Regions from separate parts of the Mus musculus genome. Here all the other regions are linked to region 1. Evidence: chromatin loops called from intact Hi-C (ENCODE). Cell type or tissue: left cerebral cortex. All regions are shown on one strand. Each heading gives the region's core, and the rest is flanking DNA. Links, peaks and the distances in the headings are about the cores only.

Region 1 (5,443 bases), core at 321-5,320:
AGCTTCCACCATGACCGGCTGTGTGTGACCCACATATGAGGCTGCAGTAGCCACCCTTCCGTTCCAGACTCAGTTTCCCCAACTGACCTATTCCCAGTCATTGCCCAGAGTTTGTTCTGTTGCCTTCCCTCTGCCTTAGCCCACTCCCTCTCCAGCCACTCTGGCCTTGATCCTCGAGGCAGCTACGCAAAGCCACCCACCCGGACACCAGTGCCAGGAGCCCTGCCCCCCCCCCCCCCCCCCCCCCCCCCCCGCTTAAAACCACAACCTACACCAACCTCCTCCATTCCTACAGCCAGGCTTGGCGGGAAGGGAAGCCAAGAAAATGCAGAGCTGCTCAGGTTAAACCCAGAAAGAGGTCTCCAGCCTCGCTGGGCTTTTCTTTGAATGCTTAATTGCTTTCTGAACCCCAGATGGGCCCTACATAAAGGAGAAAGAAGTGGAGAGCACCAGTGGTTCCAACCCCAGAAGTCACTCCTATTGCTGGTTTTGTTTTGTTTTATTTTGTTTTCTGTTTCTTTGGTTTTTGTTTTGCTTCCATTTTTATTTATTATAAAGAGGGTATACAAATGTCTCCTGTGTAACTGGAGTTAAGGCACAAGGAGAGAGATTCACCTCAGAGGTAAAGCACTTACCTAGGACACCCAAAGCCTTGGCTCAATCCCATACCCCCACCCTCACCCCTCCATAGTTAAGGCTAAGGCAAATAATTATATATTCTCTTTAAAGAACTACATTAAAATACAAGGATCTCTGCATGTGATAATGATGTCTTCCTAAGTATAGATTCCCAACGGCTTGCTAAGGTTCTGCTTGATGGCTATCCCACAATTTAATGTTTAGTATTGTACTACTGCCTTGATTCCAAGGTATGCTATGGCATTCTTTGACTGTATGGGGATGATCCACCAGTGAGGATTTACCAGCATTTCCTTCCTTAAGAGAGCTGCTGGGGGGTGTCTCCAAGTGAATCAGTATGAGTGGGCCCGAGGCCCTGGCTCCACAGGCCTGAGACACCGTGGTTACATTTTCATTGTCCCTGGGTGGCTCCCTGCCGGCCATGACTGCTCTCTGATGCTGTGCGTTCCCATTTCCTACCATAGTCTCTTGTGAAGAGCTTGTCTATGGGTTTGTTTCTCGCAGGAAATTAAATAGTTACAGAACGGTAACTATTCATCATCTGAGAGCAGATAGGAGGAGTTTCCTACATCATATGGGTGGGTCCAGCACTGTAATAAAGCTGCTCATGGGAGAAGGGGCTGATGGCGTTCTGAGAAGTGGCAGGGAACTAGAGAAACCCACTGAACAGTGCCTTAGGGTGGGAGAGGGGGCCGTAAGCCCAGAAAAGTGGGAATTTGCTAATGCTACAAAGGGAAGGATACAGTTTCTCCCTACTTGAGCCTCCAAAAGAATATAAGCCTTGATTTGTGTCAATGTTATCAATAAAATCCATTGAATTTTATCCTGGTGAGATTTCTTCTACCAGGGCTTTAAAACCCAGAACTATAAATGGGTTAACTTACTCAAAGCTACCATTTTGGAGCTAGGGGGATGGCGCAGTGGGTAAAGCGGGGGGACCTGATTCTCAGCACCCACGTGATGCATCGGAGACAGGAGGATTGTTGGCCGAGAAGCCTGGCCCAGGCAGCAGCAGAGCTCCAGTGGGAGCCATTGCCTCAAAGGAACAACGGCAGGCTAGAGGAGGCCATTTCCCTCTGGGCTCCACAAATGCAAGGGTGCACATGTTTACAGCACACACGCATTCACACGCATATCAAACACAAACATACGCACACAGGTGCACAACATGCACACCCCCACTGAGCTTTTGGCAATTTATTATCACGACAAAGGGTGACTAGTAAAACATTTGTTTAGATTTCCCATCTCATTGCTGGGTTCCATTCCACAGTTCCTGCTCACTGGCACCGTCTGTGGCAGTGGTCCATCAGACACGCTCGGGTCAATTGCTGCCTGTATAAGCTTAATAATTAGTATTCTAAATGAAGGCTATCGTTGCCCACTCTAATAGGGTCCAGACTCTTGGCTAAGAGACATCATTTGTTCCTGTTATTGTTGTTGTTTCATGATAAATAGTGGTGATCTGTTTTGGAATCTTGACTATTTAAGTACCTTTAAGCTACATATAGACTCTTCGGCAATGCACAGATTTTCCCCCAAGTACATCACAATGCTTCCAAGACAATCTTCATTTTACCCACCCAAATGTTACAAGATTTGTTATTAGTCCTTTCCCCCTTTCACAAATGGTTTGCTCTTTTATTCGGGACACCTAACCATCAGAATTGCGTCGCTTTTAGGCATCGATGATATGTACTGCTTTCCATAGAACACCATGGTTGAATGCTTCCTCCTAGCTGTTTGGGAAAACACTTGTTACTTTGTTTATGCAAATAAGTGGTCAGGTTTCTGGATGTGGAAGAATCTGGAACATGATTGGGGAACAATGCCAGTAACAATAATATTGTGTTTATATGGAATAATATTTAAAATAATAGAACTGGGAACTCTTAATTATCAAGAAAACGTCCAAATCGCTACTCTTCTCTCAAGCAGAGAGATAAAACAAGCGTGTATCTGATTTTTGTGCTGGCCCACATAGCTCCTTTTTGCAAATGTGGCTTTAAACCAGCTAATCTTTTAAAAGTCTTTACACTGACTAATTTAGAAACAAGGAGAACAAATGTGGGAGTCTAAATGTAAGGCGCTGAATAAGAGTGATAATCTGTGCCAATGAGCGCGCTGCTGTGTCTCTGGTACCCAATGCCATCCACGGCTTTCATTTAGATGGAGCTTCCTGGAGCCTCTCTCGCCTCCCCAGCACGATGTGCTACGTGACTAGGGTATGGAAGCTTAGATCTGCCCAGGATCTTAGAAAATGTGCTTTCCTTCCTCATTTTCTGGAAGAAAAGGTGCCTGCTCCAAGGCTACCCACTGACAGCCAAGCACCGCCTCACCCCTGCATTGAGCAGAGGGGGCGCACAAACCCCGCCCACCTCTGTGTGTACAGACAAGCCACTTCCCGGTCCAGGTCTGCACTTTGTGGAATTTCTCTGGTCGTCACAGATTTTCAAAACAACTATCTTCACAGCAGAACAAATGGCCATACTCTTAGCCCCTTTGCTTGGAAAATCATACCTTACTGATTTGATAGAGTATAATTTTTTTTCAAAGGTACTTTTAATCACTAAAATATTTTAGTGGCCAATATTTGGGCTGTTCCTAATTTGTGGCTGAGTTGCAAACAAAAGGTGCTCAGAAGGCAGGTGTTTGGTACCCAAAACACATCCTCTCTTCTGAAAACTGCTTAAGCAGCTGCTGCCATCTCTGTCAGTGAGAGGCTGTGGCATGAAGGTGAGAGAACGAAGCCAGTGTTTCTATAGCAAATGGTAGCACTAAAAATAGTGTCTGGAGTGGAAGGAGGGTGCGGAATAATTTTTTTCATTGTTTCCATGGAAAACCAGGAGCGGGGATGGTAAATCCGTGGTCTGACTGTGCCGATGAGTCCTCGGGTAGATTCGCAGATTTGCTGAGAGGAAAGAGGATAGCAGTCACTTCCTGGCTATTATTTGCCTCACCCCGTCCCCTTAGAATGGAGGGAGGTCTGTGGTTTATTTCATGGATCTGTGGCAAGTTTTCTTGATTGTATTTTGAATCTAATTTGTCTATTGCCTGATCAGCGTCGAGTCCATACAGAATCGCCTAGGGGTGGGAAGCCCTGTGCACAGATGAGATAAAACCGAGTCTCAGTTTAGTGTGCATTAGAGTTCTCTCGCAGCTCGAAGCATTCCTGGACTACCTTTGGTAGGCAAGCTTCCTTGGTTTTTGCTAGTCTTCCTTTCCAAACCCTCATTCCAACAAGCCTTTGTATAATGTTCCATTAGTAGAGCAACAACTGGCAACCAATCCCTTCAAAGGGATCAGTGGCAATCATTGATTTGAAGTTTTCCACTCAGTGGGAGTATGCGTAATTTCCTGAAACCCTGGTGGGGGTTGGGGGCAGGGGGCGGGGGGGGGGGGCAGGGGGAAGGAAGCTCCTAAGTAGCGCTGGGCTGTTGGTGAAAAGCACTGGTGAGGGCATTATGGGAAATGTTGGGTACAGGTCCTCTGCAAGTCTCTTACCGCAATGCCAAGCACAGACTGCTTCCGCATGAGTCAGATGCAGAGCGGGTGATGGTGGCACACATATGCTCCCTTTTTTTTGCTCCAAATACAATTGGACAACATATCTGCATTCCAGCTACCTGGAACCCAGGGGGACCCTGTCAAAGTTGAAACAGCAGTAAATAGTCACGTGAGACTATTCACGTGATCCAGTGGTCAGCCCCCAAGACCCTTATGGTGAGTGTCGCATTTAAATGAGAAGTCAATTCTCCTCTCTTTGTGGAGAATCTAGAGAAAGTATTGAATTCAGGTTATGGTAATTTGGTGTATCTCAACTCAAGTGTATGACAGAAACTTGAACGTCTTTCCGTTTAGTCCATGGGACAGAACGATGAAACCGTGGGGCCGGTCGCACCAGCTACATATGACAGACAGGAGCCATGCTTTTTGTTTTTTGTTTTTTGTTTTGGATTGCCTGAAGTTTAGGGGTGCTACACTCCCCTCCTGTCACTTGCCTTCCCCTTTGGCCTCAAAGGGGATTGTCCTAAGCGAACATTTTCCTGAGTACATGTGCGGCTTGGGAGGGGACCAGTGAACAGGTCTGTGTGGGCCTTTGTGAGAACTTGGGAATATGGCTCTGCGGTCCTTTAGCTCAGCTGTGGTGCACATATACCCCATATTCTAGTATCCAACACAACACAAACACACACACACACACACACACACACACAAATCAATACAGGTGAATGCAGCGGTATACAAAGGGTTAAACAACTGGACACTGGGGAAAAACCAAAACAAAACAGGAAATGATTATGCTCACCTAACTAAAACAGCAGCAGAGCGCTGTGGTCCCTAAGAACAGAGAAATGAACGCTGAGCCTGAAGATCACCTTGGCTTCTTGCCTGAAGGTGGTTTCTGTGCTGCGTGGGCAGAGAGAGAGAAGGAAGCTGGAGTCTGGCAGCTTTGCTGAGTTAAGGAAATGAAGCTCGTGGAATCCAGGGCGGCTGGAGGAGCTGGGATTCACGGGGAGGGTCTGGGAAGGAGGCTCTCTTGAGGGAGAAGAGCTGTGGGGGGGCTGGGGAAAGGCGACTAGGGCCTTGCCGACCCCACAGGGCGCTCAGGGCTTGCACAGATCTGGGGATACTCAAGCTGTAAGCTTCTCATCACTGATGTATCGCACCCAGCTCATCACTGGAGATACTCAGAGGGTCACTGGAACTTCCCTGGGTGATCACCATTTAGACAAACCAGGCAACGGGTTGCAAGTTGAATTCATTCCTCTCAGGCTCATCTGCTCGCACCTTATCTGCAAGC
Region 2 (5,443 bases), core at 354-5,353, 140 kb after region 1:
CACACATACACACACACAAAATTTTTTTAAGAAAAGAATTCCCTAAGAATATTTGCAGGCAATGAAGCCCTACAGCAGAGAAACAATGAAGACATAAATTAATGTTGACTGGTGGAAGGGCAAAAAGGTGAATAACATGAAGAAATCCAGGTAGTAGGTATACTGTATTCTGACACAAGAATGAGAAAAGCAAAGGTAAGTGAAATTTTAACTAAGGGGTATAATCTGAGGAACTTCCTATCTACTGGGACTTTAATTTTTCAGTGAAATAGAAGTTAAGATTATATGTTTAAAAAATATCAGCAAAAGTTGGGAAGGGACAAAAGTCATTAAAGTTTAAACTTTTCTTAAGGTAAACAACAACAAAATCTTTCCAGTCATTCCAATTCAAGCTCCAAGCTCATCTCGTTTCTACAATCCAATCTCTAAAGAAATTACTTATGTCCTCAATGAAGAGTGAAACAAGACCTTAGAAACACAAGAAAGGGGTCAGTTGTTCTCTGAAGGCTTTTCTGGACCAAAGGGATTAGTAACTTAAGACTAAGACTAATGGTGTAACTAAAACAAAAAGCACTACCTTTCCAACCGCCTCTCCTCAAAACATGAGATGCATATATTTTAATATCCATAACCCTGTCCGTTATTTTAAAACCTACTGTCCACCAACAGTAAATCGTGGTATATCTTTACAATGGAACACTAACCAGCAAAGTACCTAGAAGCAATAAGGCTACAATCTCTAAGTGTTAAGCACAGAAGCTGTAGAACACGTGTTACAATTCCTCTTATATAAAGTTCCATAACAAGGCAGACTGTATGCTGTGTGTTCACATAAGATGATAAAACTATTAGGAAAAGCAAGGGAATGCCTAACATTGTCAGTCTGGGCAACAAGCAAAGAGCAAGAGCATGTGATGCCTGAGAGAATAAATAACACCTGTTCTAATGGCCCGAATGCCTAACATTGTCAGTCTGGGCAACAAGCAAAGAGCAAGAGCATGTGATGCCTGAGAGAATAAATAACACCTGTTCTAATGGCCCCTACTTATGGAAAACTTTAAAACCAAATTATTTTTAAACAAATAAGGCAGAACCCAGAGACTCTCTCCTTGCCTGGTTATAGCTGGACTACAACAGTGATTCTTCTTTGGAAAGTAAGTAAAACCTGTTTTTGAAACTGCCAATAAACAATATCGAGGTTTGGAATTTCAAAGAATATTGATGAATGTAATTTTACCTTATTTCTTTCTCAATAATTAAGACAGAAGAACTTAGTTTATTGTTTAATTAAAATACAACTGGTTTGTTCTTGAAGCACAGTTAAATACGATAACGTCCCTTTATCTTAACAACCTATTCTATTCCGAAATTACTATGACTTTATTTCCTGAAAGTGAACAAAATGTACTCGAAGTCCTGAAAACCAGAATAAATTTGAAATGACAAAGACCGTAGGTCACATAGATTTACAGGGGCTTAGAGAAAACAGCCACTTGTGCAAATTTTTCTTAGTGTCTAAATCGTTGACTGAGAGATATATACAAATACATGTATCCTTATGTACATATATACTTTTTAGGTATCAAGTGCATGACAGACTTGAATAATTTTTTCAAACAAGACAGCCTACCTTGCCTTTCTTCTATAAACTATAAAGAGATTATGAGATTTTTTTTCCATGCAAAATCTCAATTTCTGCCTTCACCTGCCTCCTAGTCTATTAAGAAGAGATTAAGAGAGACTGAGGGGTTCAGGAATAGACAGGCTGAGCTCCCAAATGCCACAGCTTCACCTCACAGTGTCTCTAAGCAAAACAGTCCCCCAACAACCAAGCTGAGGCAGGCAGCGAAGCGGTCACCATAGGAACTGGGCTCAACCATGAACTCCCCTGAAACTAGGGTAAGCTTTGCTCCTGGAACCCATTCCCACCCGGCAGGTCCGCGACGCAGCCGCCTAAGCAGCGATGCCCAACCCGGGCCACAGTCAGGCTCTCCCCACCCTCTTGCAGCCGCCCCGGGATGGCTCTTCTCTAGCCCAGCGCACCTCCGCGACTCCTCCCTGGAGCTCCGCAGCCCTCCCCCGACCTCCCTGGCCGTCGTTCTCCCCGGAGCTCATCCCGGCCACTGAGGGGCCTCCGCCTCAGCGGGACATCCAGCCCCACCCCGGCCTCCATCCTCCGCCCTAGTCTCCTCCTTCCCGCCCCTGTCTCCTCCCCAGTCTCCTCCTTCCCGCTCCCTGGGCCCCGCCCCGGCGGAGGCAGGCGCTCCGTGTGGCGCAGCGGGAAGAGGGCGGGAGCGGTTAGCTCCGGGCTGGCCGACGCCCCGCCCTCACGCTCTGTACCTGAGCGGGGCTCTTCTTCCACCTCCCCGGCGCCTACGCTCCACTTCCGTCCGGCGCGCCCTAGCACCCGTGCGCACGCGTACCTGTCTCGACACGCCCTCTCGCGGAGACTACGGATCGTGCGCGCGCACCCGAGCGAGCACGTAGCGACGTGGACCGCCGCCGGCCCGCCTCTCAGGGCTCCGACTGGAAGCCTTTTCCGGGCCCATCGGTGCCGCGCAGGCGCACGGCCACGCAGCGCCGAGATGGCCGACCCCTGCGTCCGGTCTCCTAGTAACCATCCTCTAGCCCGCGCAGGCGCGAAGGCTATTGCCCAGGGCTGAGCCACTGCTGCGGTCCCAGGAGCCCCAGGCGTTCTTGGCTGAGGGAAGCGGTTACTCCCTAGAGCTGCTCCAGTGCGCAGCAATGGTCAGGAAGCTGTGCTGTGGGAGCCTTCAGGTGGGGTGCCCTGTTGCAGCTTACCGGCGGGAGCCGATCTTTCCGGGTGAGCGTGGCACCTGGCCACCAGTCTCAGAATGGACCTCGGAAATGTCAGACCCAGCAATCATCTCCCCTACGCCAGGCTGACATTTCTTCTCTACATGCCAGTCCTCTCTAGCAAGCCTGGCGATGAAAACCGAGAAAGGCTATAAAACCTTGTGAGATGTTAAATACTGTATCTAAAGTTTTTACCCCAAGTTTGGCTCCTACCAGTGAGCAGATTTGAGCCTTCTTTTCTTATCCGACGTGGTATTTTTGGCTACCCAACTAAGTTAAAATGGCATCTTGAATCTTTTTAAATGGAAAGAAATGAGCACCGCGCTATGCTACCATTGTTTCTTACAGTTTAGCATGAAAGACATTTTGTCTTACTGCTTTGTGAGTGCGTAACCGCTTCTACCCATCTTTAGCCAGAAGCTTTTTTTTTAACCCTGTCTGTTTTTACTTATTTTATTAGTATACAAAGTACACGGGATTTCTTGTGGCATTTGCGTTCAGAATTTGTTTCTGTTGTTTCTCCTGCGCCTTTTCTCCCATCCCCCCTCTTTTGCCGGTTCACTCCAGTGGTCCCCTTCTGCTTTCCTGTCATAGTGTTCTGTTACCCCCAAACCACTCTTTTCCCCCTCACCTTGCAGTTTCATGAACTGTACCCACACACCCGTATATACCCCCTACTTAATATGTTAGAATCGGCACGCAAAAAAGAACATAATGGCATCTGACTTCGTGAGTGTGGATTATCTCGTTTCAAATAATTTCCAAATCCATTTTTCTGCAGATTTCGTGACTTCATTTTCCATTATAGTTGAGTAAAGTTCCATCGTATATGTATAATGTTTCCATTATTGATTCATCTGTTCCGGTGTAAGCTGGATCCATTTCCTGGCTATTGTGAATAACGCAGCAATAAACATGAATGTTCAAGTGTCCCTGTGGTAGTGTATGAAGACCTCTGGGCGTGTCAGAAGCAGTAACACTAAGTCATAGGTAGCTCTGTTTTTTGTGTTTTTGAGAAGTCTTCACACTGAGTTCACATCGGTTTGCATGCCCTCCAGCACTGTAAAGGGACTCATCGCATCCTTGCCAGCACTTGTAATTTGTTTTCATGATGATGGCTCTTCTGATTTGGAGTGAGGGAGAACCCTAATTTGCATTTCCCTGATTGCTAATGCTGTTCAGAACTTTTCAGAACATTTACTGGTCATACATGTTTCTTCTTTTGAGAATGGCCCATTTCATTAGCCCGTTTATTGACTGTCATTTTTACCTGGGGAGGGGTCTTTGTAAATTTTAGCTTTAAATTTTTTGATTACTTTATGTGTACTATAGGTTTGTCCTGTAAAAACCACCCCTGGTTGGATTTAACCTTAGCCACAATTCTTCATCTGAAAACTGTTCTCTGTGCCAGGCTCTGTGCCAGACACTGAGATCCAGTGTCAAAAAAAGAAAGAAAGGAAGAAACAGAAAGGAAAGGGGAAGGGAGGGGAGGGGAGGGGAGGGGAGGGGAGGGAAGGGAAAAAGGAAAGGGAGGGGAGGGGAGGGAAAGGAAAAAGGAAAGGGAAGGGAAGGAAAGGAAAGGAAAGGAAAGGAAAGGAAAGGAAAAAGGAAAAGGGAAAGCAATCAAGCAAGCAAGCAAGCTTGGGGCTGGAGAAGTGGTTAAGAGCACTGGCTGCTGCTCTTCTACAGAACCCAGATTCAAGTCCCAGCATCCATAAGGTGACTCACAACCCTCTAATTCCAGTTCCAAAGGGTCTGCTGCCCTCTTCTGGTCTCCACAGGCACTACATGCACACAGTGCACACATACATGCAGGCAGAACATTCATACACATAAAATAAAAATACGTTTCAATAAAAATTAGAATTGTATTTTTTATTGCTGAAAGTTTGATATTTTAAAAAAACATTCCATTATAAAACATATTGTTCTATGCTGGGCAGTGATAGTGCATGCCTTTAATCCCAGTACTCAGGAGGCAGAGGCAGGTGGATCTCTGTGAGTCTAAGGTCAGCCTGGTCTGCAGAACAAGTTCCTGGACAGCTAAGGCTACACAGAGAAACCCTGAATGTATGTATGTATGTATGTATGTATGTATGTATAGATAAGTTTGTGTGACATATATATGTATATATATATATATATATAGAGAGAGAGAGAGAGAGAGAGAGATACTTCTCTATATACTTTACTTTGCCATTATCTTGGGAATATGTAAATTAGCTAACATAACTATGTCTGTCGAGTACTTTTTATGTACTGCACTTCCATTTGGGGAGTTTGCTGTGGAGCCCTCTACCTTCCTCCCTGTTCTGAGAGCGCTCTGCTGACGGCTCTGTAGGAAAGAACCATAAGTCACCTGCCTTCAGAAGCACTCCAGACCATGAGTCTTTTCTGGCGGGCTGCCTTCAATTCAGAGTTAGGAAGTAGTTCCTTCCAATTCGAATAGTTCCTCTTGTGGTAACTATCATTTTATAATGATATCTCGAATGAGAAAAGCTAAACCTATATCTGTTGTCGAGATATCACATAGTGCTGTCCCAAGTGATGATGGATGTAATGAAGACTACTTTGTATCTGGATAGGTGGGGACTTGTAACCGTTTATACAATACAGGGGTTTCTGT
Region 3 (5,443 bases), core at 226-5,225, 76 kb after region 1:
AGAAGGTTCTCTCTCTCTCTCTCTCTCTCTCTCTCCCTCTCTCTCTCTCTCTCTCTCTCTCTCTCTCTCTCTCTCTCTCTCTCTCTCTCTGTGTGTGTGTGTGTGTGTGTTTCATTTGAGAATCCAGAACATTGGGGCACGCTGCCACCACAACCATCACCAGGATGATTTAGAGAAGTGTTAATTACCAACAGCAAGAGAAACCTTAAGTGGTCAATAAACACTGAACCCTGTAACTTGTGTCTTCATCAGGTATGTGCCACCTGCTGTTGACAAAATGTGAATCAGGCAAGTGTCAGCCAGTCTCTGCCAGAAACCCTCAGCTTCCTGCTATTGGGCTTTTAGTACTGGTTTTGCTCTTGCTGAAGGAAAAACCTCAAGAGGTCTCACATGTCCATCAAAGATATTCTTAGAACACAGTGGTTTTGGCACAGAGGACGCTCATCCTAGAAAGGGCTTTGTTAACAATGTATGGAAGGAAGACTTTCAAATTAATTTCTGATGCACAGTTGCTTCTGAGAGGTCGTGTAATTTTCGTGGGGTTTGAGGACACTTTGTTTTGGTAAAAGATTCAGTTGTCGTTTTTAAAAAGCAGCATTAAAGACGTTCAGTTTCACTTGTAATCTAGGAAACATAGAACCCAACTGTGGAAAAATTAAGGCTCATAATACAGAATATAGTATTTAAGCAAATCATAACCCATGGTTTCTGGCAAGAGTAAACTTTTAGAAAGCAATTTGATAAACTAAGCGAAATTGTGTGTCTTAGACTAGGCACTCGCTTCCAAGCATAAGCCTAAGAAAACAGAGCCAAGAGAAATAAAAAGAATGTTTGTTACACAGCCCTTCACTACAGAAAGGGGGGAAAATTAAATTCCCCTTAATGTGGGGATAATTTAAGCAAGACAACATTGATACAATGAATATATGCCGCTGTCTGATGGATGTGTGTAACGAATCAGATGAAGCTTTAACGTTGTTGCAAACACATAATTAGTATATTTTATTACTTAAATAAAATTATTTGTCATGCCAGGGATGAATTCAGGCCTTCAGATGTTCTAGGCTTGATACCAAACCAAACCTCCAGCCCTAACAAATACAGACTTGATGACAAGGACTGGAGAGATGACTCAGCAATTAAGAGAACATACTGCATTGTCAAACAGAAGTTTGATTCACAGAAACCAAGTCAGGCTGCTAACAACCATATGTAACTCCAGTTCCAGGAGATCCAACACCATGGGCACTGGACTCACATGCACAAGCCCCCTCCCTCTCCCTCTTTCTCACACATGCACATGCATACATACATACATACATACATACATACATACATACAACTAAAAATAAAAATAGAGCCACATGGTGGGCCTAGAGAGATGGCTCAGCAGTTAAGAGCACTGGCTGCTCTTTCAGAGGTCCTGAGTTCAATTCCCAGCAACCACACCATTTTTAATAGGATCTGATGCCTTCTTCTGGTGCGTCTGAAAACAGCAACAGTGTACTAATATACATAAAATAAATAAAGTCTTTTTAAAAATAAAAATAAAATCTTAAAACACACACACACAAACACACACAACACACAGTACACACACACACACACACACACACACACACACCACTACTACACTGGCAGGTGACACACACACACACATTGCAAACCTGACTTGAAAATAGAAAGCATTAACTATCATGGATAGGTAAGAGATGCACAGACAGAGTATGAGCTCGTGAGAAACAGCTAGAATAATGTCAAAGTTACACATACCCAGTATGTGTGTGAGAAGCTATAGCTTAATGTTTGCTTTCTTTTAATTTATCTTATTTTTATTTTGTGTGTGTGCGTGTGTGTGTGTGTACCACATGGGTGCTGGCATCTGTGGAGGCCACGAGGGGAAGCCATTCTCCTGGAGCTGCAATGACAGGTGGTAGGAGCCACCCCATGTGGCTCCTGGGAATGGAACTCGGGTCTTCTGGAAGATCAGCAAGAGCTCTTAACCACTGAGACACATTACTCCCGACTCTGATGATATGTTTCCTTAAACAAAGCTATATGAAACAAATGTGGAAACATGCTAATGTTCTTATAGCTGTAGGATAAAAATAGATCTGTTTTATTATTTTTTAAAAATTTGGGTCCCCCCCCCCGAACAGTTCCCAACTAAGAAATAAAAAGCTGATAATTTTTCTGGTTGTGGGTACCTGAGAACCAAGGTGGATAGAAGAGTACTTAAGGGGCTCTAACTTACAGTCCATTTATATAATTCAACTGATTGACATTATGTTGAGCCAAGCCAAGCTCACTTAGTATGACACGTGAGACACTGTAAGCACATTTCTGCAAACTTACTTGCTCAACCTCTCTGTTAAGGGCATCAACTTTTTCCTTTAATCTGTTGCCCTCTGCTTCAGCAGTGATAAGTTCCAGTTTGAGGGTGTTGTTTTCTGCCTCTGTCTGGCGGGCCTTATTTTCCCAGTTTTCAGCATCTTCATTGGCTTTTCGGAGTTGTTCCATTATTTGCCGGTTCTCAGATTCCTAAAAAGCAAATCTTGTGTATTACTTTAAAACTTTAAAAGTATTTAACATAAAGTGCTTTTGGAACACTGCTATCTAGGCCACTGGGAAATCACTGGTACATAACCCTGAAGAAATCCTACTAACCCCTTAGCCTAGAAAGATGGTCAACCTGTAAGGAACATAAAGAAGAATGCCCCAACCTGCGTCCATCAGTTCCTCACTCAGCAGATTACTCTTTTTTTTTTAATTTATTTTTTAATTAGGTATTTTCTTTATTTACATTTCAAATGCTATCCCAAAAGTCCCCCCAGACCCCCACCCATTCCCACTTCTTGGCGCTGGCGTTCCCCCGTACTGAGGCATATAAAGTTTGTAAGACCAAGGGGCCTCTCTTCCCAATGATGGCTGACTAGGCCATCTTCTGCTACATATGCAGCTAGAGACATGAGCTCCGGGGGTACTGGTTAGTTCATATTGTTGTTCCATCTATAGGGTTGCAGACCCCTTTAGCTCCTTGGGTACTTTCTCTAGAGGACCTGGACAAACACATGCTGTGTTTCTTCTAAGGGAATCTTTTCCTCCATGACTGTTTACTGACCCCTGCTGGCCTCAGCTGCCAACCTTCTCACTACCACTCCCTTGTTCCCAACCATCTGATATACTGGCCACAGAATTTCTATATGACCCTTTCACATCTTAAGGGTCAATATCTAATAAGATTTATTTATATTATTTTTAACTGCTCTCTCTCTCTCTGTGTGTGTGTGTGTGTGTGTGTGTGTATTCACATTGAGAGCTGGTGCCCTTGGAGACCAGAGATTTTGGGTTCCCAGGAGCTGACTTTAGTTCTGAACACTGAACTTGGGTCCTCTGGAAGAGTGCTCTTTAACACTAAGCCATGTCTCCTGTCTCTGAGCCATAATTTTCTTGGTCACAGACTTTAATTTTTTTTGAACTTTTTACTATTTTGTCAGAAATTGCTCAAAAGTATTGTTCAAAAATACCAAATGTATGCTAATAATATACACTCATGTATAAGTTGTACATATAATACAGAGCCAGGTTATCTCTGGCAATACTAGGATTGAATCCAGAACCGTGCACATACTAGGCAAGTACTTTTACCACTGAGCTGTATCTACCACCTGCAGGAATCAGAGTTTTTGTTTATTTGGTTGGTTGGTTTGTTTTTAGAGATAGGGTTTCTCTGTGTAGCTCTGGCTGTCCTGAAACTCACTTTGTAGACCAGGCTGGCCTTGAACTCAGAAATCTGCCTGCCTCTGCCTCCCGAGTGCTGGGATTAAAGGTGTGCGCCACCACACCCAGCTGGAATCAGATTTTTTTTTATTACATATTTTCCTCAATTACATTTCCAATGCTATCCCAAAAGTCCCCCATACCCTCCCCCCACTTCCCTACCCACTCAAGATTTTTTTAATCTTCAATGTGATCCCATAAATAAATTAGTTGAAGTAGGACCTGCTTTCTACAGGGAAAATCAGTTCCATAAATAATATACTATGCTGAATAACCATTGCTATCTTATCTTAGGGACTGGCGAGATGGCTCATCCTGCTCCTGTAAAAACCCGAGTTTGTTTCCCAGCAACCATGTTGGACAACTTACAACTTTCTGAACCTTTGGTTTGAGGGGCATCTAGCCTCTGCAGGCATCCACACTCACACGCAGATAGACACACAGATTCACATAGAATACACATGCATAGAGAGAAAGAAAGCCTCAGTACTGTGGTCTGCCTAGCCTGCTCTTTAAATGTCAGTTATTATCTCACTAATGTCAGGAATGCTCTCCTTCCTGGAAACAGTAAATTTCTCTATCAGAAATCCTGAGCTAATAAAATAATCAAAGAATGAATATGCCACCCTTTCTAATCAAATGTATGTTCCCCTGGACTCAGAAGTTCCAAAGCTCCTGAAGGTGACAGGTACAATCTAGGAGTCCTAAGAATGGCTTACCTCACCAAGCCCTTGAAAATGTTGTTTATGTACACTATGAACAAATGTTCAAAATATGTTTGTATGCAGATATTAAATGATATGCTAAATCACATACACAGATTATGGAAGTAAAGTTCCCATAGACACTTTGAGTCTCATGTAGGTAACACCACACCTATGATACTGATCTATTACACTATTTTAGACATTTTACCGAAGTACATCTCTATGTACTTAATACACAGCACTAAGTGCAGCTCTATATTCAGACAAACTGTATTATTACAGAGCAGATACATACATCCACATTCAGAAATCTCTGAAGTCACACACACACACACACACACACACACACACACACACACACCTTATATCAAATAGTGGCTAAAGAGATGTGCAAATGACTGTAGTCTACTGGTTCTTAGAAACAGATGTTCTAAAATTAGTGAGATCCATTCTGCCCTGTCAAACAATCAGGAAAAGCCACTTTAGTCAGTATGTAACAGAAAACTCAGGATTTTATGCCCATTGTTCTTTGATTAGAGAGAATCTACTTACCTAGGATGTTTACTCTAAATTTAGCAAACTGAAAGAAAACATGTTCTAGTGTCATCTTCTAGGACACTGGTGATTCTAAATGTAAATGGTTAATCTGCACAGTCAAAACTGTAATATCTGATTAAATAAAGACTTGATCTACAAATCTGGTGAGTGTAACAGATCATTAAATTAGGTCTTACCAACACTTGTATCATGAGCAAAGGAAAAACTGTCTCTGTGTACCTCAGACTTTAATATGTTCTTCAACTTGTTAACCTCCAGATTCGTGTCCTGGACCTTCTGCTTTATGTCACTGAGTTCGTTATGAGTATCATTCAGTTTTTTGGACAGTGCCTATCAAAAAAAGATAGCTAGATTTGACTATAATAAATAAGCAATTCCTATATGTGAAAACATCTAAA

What was found. A loop is a pair of places that touch in the nucleus more often than their neighbours do. Peaks named below come from ENCODE experiments on the same cell type or tissue, not always from the same donor. Only the 100,000 strongest peaks of a DNase experiment are listed, where the experiment ranks them.
Region 2: it touches region 1 in a loop (9-fold over the local background); 9 of 42 quality-filtered maps call a loop at or near these places.
Region 3: a loop joins it to region 1, with 4 times the contacts of the local background. A loop is called at or near these places in 4 of 42 quality-filtered maps.

Annotation. Positions count from the first base shown.
Region 1 is chr1:37,723,196-37,728,638 of GRCm38, forward strand. No RefSeq gene overlaps it. Among named protein-coding and RNA genes, the nearest start is that of Cracdl, 6.1 kb to the left of the region's middle. In left cerebral cortex, for the core only: no CTCF peak of the experiment used is centred there; DNase peaks (open chromatin) are centred at 2,777, 3,447, 4,187 and 5,059; H3K4me3 peaks cover 690 bases; H3K27ac peaks cover 4,623 bases.
Region 2 is chr1:37,862,683-37,868,125 of GRCm38, forward strand. It overlaps a transcript of Tsga10 not described here. Among named protein-coding and RNA genes, the nearest start is that of Lipt1, 6.8 kb to the right of the region's middle. In left cerebral cortex, for the core only: CTCF peaks have their summits at 2,437 and 4,595 (motif pointing left); DNase peaks (open chromatin) are centred at 2,448, 3,038, 3,324, 3,828 and 1 more place; H3K4me3 peaks cover 2,898 bases; H3K27ac peaks cover 1,920 bases.
Region 3 is chr1:37,799,365-37,804,807 of GRCm38, forward strand. Tsga10 (testis specific 10) reads right to left here. Exons shown (of 18, transcript NM_001290721.1): 13 at 5,265-5,375; 14 at 2,356-2,541. Among named protein-coding and RNA genes, the nearest start is that of Tsga10, 53 kb to the right of the region's middle. In left cerebral cortex, for the core only: a CTCF peak has its summit at 3,128 (motif pointing left); a DNase peak (open chromatin) is centred at 3,118.